Linked DNA regions of Homo sapiens: region 2 is linked to region 1. Evidence: read pairs that join two places in POLR2A ChIA-PET (ENCODE). Cell type or tissue: Caco-2. All regions are shown on one strand. Each heading gives the region's core, and the rest is flanking DNA. Links, peaks and the distances in the headings are about the cores only.

What was found. Peaks named below come from ENCODE experiments on the same cell type or tissue, not always from the same donor. Only the 100,000 strongest peaks of a DNase experiment are listed, where the experiment ranks them.
Region 2: POLR2A ChIA-PET joins it to region 1 with 10 read pairs; 11 of 35 experiments call an interaction of 5 or more read pairs at or near these places.

What each region holds. Positions count from the first base shown.
Region 1 is chr6:27,673,776-27,676,689 of GRCh38, reverse strand. No RefSeq gene overlaps it. Among named protein-coding and RNA genes, the nearest start is that of TRS-CGA3-1, 2.7 kb to the right of the region's middle. In Caco-2, for the core only: no CTCF peak of the experiment used is centred there; no DNase peak of the experiment used is centred there.
Region 2 is chr6:27,755,918-27,758,831 of GRCh38, reverse strand. No RefSeq gene overlaps it. Among named protein-coding and RNA genes, the nearest start is that of TRV-AAC1-5, 3.9 kb to the right of the region's middle. In Caco-2, for the core only: no CTCF peak of the experiment used is centred there; a DNase peak (open chromatin) is centred at 1,411; H3K4me3 peaks cover 671 bases.

The DNA.
Region 1 (2,914 bases), core at 178-2,677:
CAGGAAATCTGAATATCTGAGCTTCAGTCTTAGTGTTTATTATGTTGTGTCCTTGGGAAACTCAGTGACCTCTCTGAATTTTATTTTCTAATCTGTGAAATGGGATAATGAAACCTGTATTCTAATGTATTTTCAACAAATATTTATTGAATGTCACCCATATCTCTTCTAGGTATTAGTAATCTGACAGGAAACAAATATCTTGCCCTCATGGAGTTTGCATTCTCATAGGGAAGACAGAGAATATACAAAATAAATAAGTTATATAGTGTGTTTTTAAAATGATCGTAAGTGGGCCAGGCGTCGTGGCTCATGTCTGTAATCCCAGCACTTTGGGAGGCCGAGGCAGGTGGATCACCTGAGATCAGCAGTTCAAGACAAGCCTGGCCAACATGGCAAAACCCCATCTCTATTAAAAATACAAAAAGTAGCAGGGCGTGGTGGCACACTCCTGTAATCCCAGCTACTCGGGAGACTGAGGCAGGATACTTGCTTGAGCCCAGGAGATGGAGGTTGCAGTGAGCCGAGATCATGCCAGTGCATTCCAGCCTGGCAGACAGAGTGAGATTCTGTCAAAAAAAAAAAAAAAAAAAAACTGAGCCCTGAGATATCCTGGTACAAGGATGGAGGAGAGCAGGAGGAACCAGCAAAAGAGAAATTGAAGGAGAAAGACAATGAGTGGTGAAAAAATAGACAAATAGATCAATGACAAACAATAATGACAAATAGATCTAGAGAGACCAGAAATAGACCTGTACAAACATGGTAGTCAAGTAGTCAATCTTTGACAAAGAAGCAAAGGCAACACAATAGAGCAAAGATAGTCTTTTCAACAAATGGAAACAATTGAACAACTGAACTTCCACATGCAAAACAGTGAACCTAGACACAGACACACCCTTCACAAATATTAACTCAAAATGGATCATAGCTCTAAATATAAAATGCAAAACTGTTAAGCTAAAATATAACAGGAGAAAACCTAGATGACCATGGATATGGCAATGACATTTTATTTTATTTTATTACTCAATTAGAAAATGTTAATGAAGGATCAGGCCCAATATTAGCATAAACTACCTCAGTATCAATAAAAGATATTTTTAAAATCAGAAATAATTAAAGTGACACATACCTATTTTGTTTTTTTTATTAACTACATGGGCACCCATGAGAGGATTCTAATGATTCTAATAATCTTAGGATTGTCAGAAGTAACATATGGAAGAAGAAATAAGATAAAAGACCTACAAAAGGCCAGGCACAGTGGCTCACGCCTGCAATCTCAGCACTTTGGGAGGCCAAGGCGGGCGGATCACGAGTTCAGGAGATCGAGACCAACCTGGCTAACATGGTGAAACCCCGTCTCTACTAAAAATACAAAAAATTTGCTGGGCGAGGTGGCACGCGCCTGTAGTCCCAGCTACTCCGGAGGCTGAGGCAGGGGAATTGCTTGAACCCAGGAGGTGGAGGTTGCAGTGAGCTGAGATCTCGCCACTGCACTCCAGCCTGGGCAACAGAGCGAGAGACTCCGTTTCAAAAAAAAAAAAAAAAACCTAAGACAGTTGCTCATAAAGAAAGCAAGAAAGCAACAAAGCTAAGACTCCCACTCAGAGAGTGGGCAGTACTTCCTCTCGCTAGGGGCAGGTCAAAAGGAGGACTCCCACGGGAGCCTAGCTTGGGTCCCAGTTGGCAGAAAAATATAAACAGATGTTCTGTTGGGCGACTCGAATAATTCTTATTTTTATATACAATCTTTCAGAAAAGAACTATAATAATTATGATGTGATACTATTCTAGAGAATAACTAATTGATATTTTTACTTTATTAACCTTTTTTCTTGTGTGCATACAAACATGCACATATACACAGTTTTGGAGGAAAAGACAGTTATAGTTCATAGTTTACTATAAATGCTTATCATCCAACTCAATAGAAATTTTCTACAAATGCGTATCATACAATTCGAGAGAAATCTATGTGCTCCAGAATGTACAAAAGTTATGCAATGTTCCAAAGAGTGTCATTGTCACCTCTGGTTTTTTGTTTTCTTTAAAGACAAGGTTTCACTCTGTCATCCTAGTGCAGTGATGTGATTATGGCTCATTGCAACCTCTGACTCCCAGGCTCAAGCAATCCTTCCACATCAGCCTCCCAAGTAGCTGGGGCTACAGGCGTGTTCCACCACACATGACTAAGCAATCACATTTTAGATAAAACATCAAAGATATGTCCCATGAAAGAAGTAATAAACGTCATTAAAATTTAAAATTCTACTCTGCTAGAGATAATATCAGAAGAGTGAGAAGACACAGATTAAAGAAAATATTTGCAAAAAGCTTATGTAATGAACAACTTATTCAAAATATGCAAAGGACTCTTAAAACTAAACAGCAGGAACACAACCCAATAAAAAAATAGGCTAAAGACCCTAACAGATATTGCTAAAGAAGATATACAGATGGCCAATGAGCATAAGAAAAGATGCTCCACATTATATGTAAACAGACAGATGTATTATTGTTTTAATTGTATTATACCACTCACTACCCACCTATTAGAATGGCCAAAATCTGGAACACTGACCACACCTACACTGGTGAGGTTATGGAGCAACAGAAACTCTCATTCATTGTTGGTGGGAATGAAAAATGGTACAGCTACTTTGGAAGACAGTTTGGTGGTTTCTTACAACACTAGACATACTTTTATTATATGATCCAGCAATCACACCCCTTGGCAACTATGCAAAGGAGCTGAAAACATGTCTACACAAAACCTGCACATAAATGTTTATAGAAGCTTTATTCATAATTGCCAAAAGTTGGAAGTAACCAATATGTCTTTCAGTAGGTAAATGAATAAATATACTACGGTACCTCAGACAATGGAATATTATTCAGCCCTAAAAAT
Region 2 (2,914 bases), core at 179-2,678, 82 kb before region 1:
ATTTTGCTGTTTTTTGTTATTATTAAAACAAGTAATAGGCCAGGCGCAGTGGCTCACACTTGTAATCCCAGCACTGTGGGAGGCTGAGTCAGGCAGATCACTGGAACTCAGGAGTTCGGAGGGGGAAAAAAACCAAGCCTGCGCGCTCTGAGCCCCACCCCCCATTCCCCATGGTGTCTGAGTAGGCTCCCAGGGCGAGCAGGATCCCTCCTCACAGGCGAGACTGGCTTCCTTGGAAAACCAATAGTCGGACTTGCGAGTTTTCCTCCAAGATAATTTTCTCAGGGACTTCTAAATGTGGTGCTGTACGCCTATGGTCCTAGCTACTTGGCAGGCTGAAGTCGAAGGATTGCTTGAGCCCTGGAGGTCTAAGCTGTAGTGAGCCGAGATCGCGGCCACTGCACTCCAGCTTGGGTGACAGAGCAAGACTCTGTCAAAACAAACAAACAAAACACACACACACACACAATGTAAACCAGGAATAGAAGGAAACTTCCTCAACTTGATAATGCCCAATTATGAAAAACATACAACTAATATCATTCTCAACAGCGAAAGACTGAAAATTTTTCTCCTACAATCAGGAATAATGGGTGCCCACTTTCACCATGTTATTCAGCACAGTATTGGCAAGGAAAAAGTAAAATTATCTATGTTCACAGATAACATGACTTTTTTTTGAGAGAGAGATGGGATCTCTCTTTGTCACCCAGGCTGGGATGCAGCAGAGCAATTATGCCTCACTGAAGCCTCGACTTCCCTGGTTCAAGCGATTACCCTGCCTCATCCTCCGGAGTAACTGGGACCACAGGCGCCTGCCACCATGCCCGGCTAATAAAAAAAATTTTAGAGACTAGGGTCTCGCTATGTTGCCCGTGTTGCCCAGGCTGGTCTCGAACTCCTGGGCTCAGGCGATCCTCCTACCTTGGCCTCCCAAAGTGCTGGGATTACAGGTGTGAGCCACCAAGCCTGGCCGTGACATGATTTTTATATATAGAAAACCCTGAAAATTACACACACACACTCAAACACACACACACACAAACTGTTACAGCAAATAAAGAAATTTAGCAAAATAAGGATAAACAACCACATGAGTTCCAGCAGAGAGCGCGGTGGGAAGCGGAGCGCGGCCAGCTGCTCTGGGGCCCTGCAGACCCTCTGGTCTTGGACCTGAGGAGGAGACGGGGGCCCGGCCCCGCGGCGGCCTCTGCTCTGCAGGCTCCCAGAGTCCTTGCTGTGTCTCCCACCGGCCAGGCCCAGGCCTGAGGCAGCGTCGAACCTCTCTTCACTTCCCACCTCGGTGACCTGGTGGCCCTCTGGTCTTCCAGAAAACCCTGCCGGGCCTAGACTAAGCCCCCGCTGGCCGCCAGGACGCAGCGCCTTTGTGTGGCGGCGGGTGTCGGGGGCGGGAAGAATCGCGCGGAAGCTGCCGGGGTGTGCAGGGACCGGGAAGGCGGAGCTAGGGATGCAGGTTCGGTCGCCTCTTTAGGCCACTGCGCCACGCAGATTGGGTCCAGAAGGTGCCGTTAAGTTTCTTCCCAGAAACTGTCAAGGTGCTGGTATGTTTCTTGCCCTTGCACTTTTAGTGTACTAAAATCAACGGCCAAACTCTACTCTTTATAGCAATCAAAGTATTCACCCATGCGCCCAATTTCTTTGCAAATGCCAAGCAAGAAAACCTCAGGTAGATGGAGGGAGCAGATAATTTGACTTTTTTTTTCTTTAATTTCACTATAGTGTCCTCCTCCACACATACAAGGATGAAGTTTTGTTTTTTAAGATGAAACAAATTTGTCATTAATGAAAGGATTGTCAAAATCTTCCCAAAGGTCCTCAGCTTCTGAATCACCTGGAAGCTTCTAAAAATTAAGACTTGTGGGCCATACCAGAGACCCTCTGCACTAGAAGGGGGTATGGCAAGGAATCTTAGGAATAGTCCACCTGGAGAATCACTAGCGTAAGTTCTGGGCCTCACATTCCCTCAGAAGAGTCCCATGAACCTGTGGTCAGCAGCTTAGGGCTGGTCTTCTTTACTGATCTGAGGGACAATGGGAAGCTTAGGACTCCCTGCATGGCATCTCTCCCGCCCAGGGGAGAACAGCTCAACAAATTTCCTCATTAACTACAAAGTTAAATGGAAGCATATGCTATGAAAATGCCACAAAAAGCTGTTGCTAGATGAAAATGTCTAAATTTGCTTTAAATTATCATGGGGGCTTGGCAGAGGGAGGAGAGACTAATTGTTGAAGTAGGATCATGGAAATAAGGAGGTCCATAATATTCTCTATAATCTTTTTTTGTCATAAACAGGGGTTTATAAAACTACCTAGTATAGCATGGTGGTCAAGAACACCAGTTCTGGAGACAAACACACCTGGTGGTGTCCTTTCCTAGCTAGCATAACCTCAGCACATTGTTCAAGCCTTAACTTGCTCAAATGTAAACCCGAAATGACAGGGATAGATCTTGACTCAGGAGGCTTGACAAGGCTAAAAGTAATACTAAAAATAAAAGCAGTAACTACTTCTGTAAGTTGAGCACTGTCTGAAACACTTCAGGGAGTTTTTCTTAATTGAGTTTATGATAATTCTATGAGGTACACACTGTATCCATATCCATTTTACCAGCACAGACAGAGTCATGAAGAAGCCAAATAGCTTGCCTGAAACCCTACATATGATGAGAAAGTGGCAGAGGAAGGAATTGTACTCAGATATTTTGGCTCCAAAGATCCCTGCCAGATCTGCCCTGCCAGTTCATAAGGACTAAGAAGATGCCTCCTCTCTATACTACCATCCAAATGCTTCGCAATCTGTACGTCTGTTGCTCCACTTTTTGCTTATGGCATATTGGCTGCTCATGTTCCTCTTTCTTCTCCTTGAGAGTTAGGATTGTGTAATCTTGTCCTGCA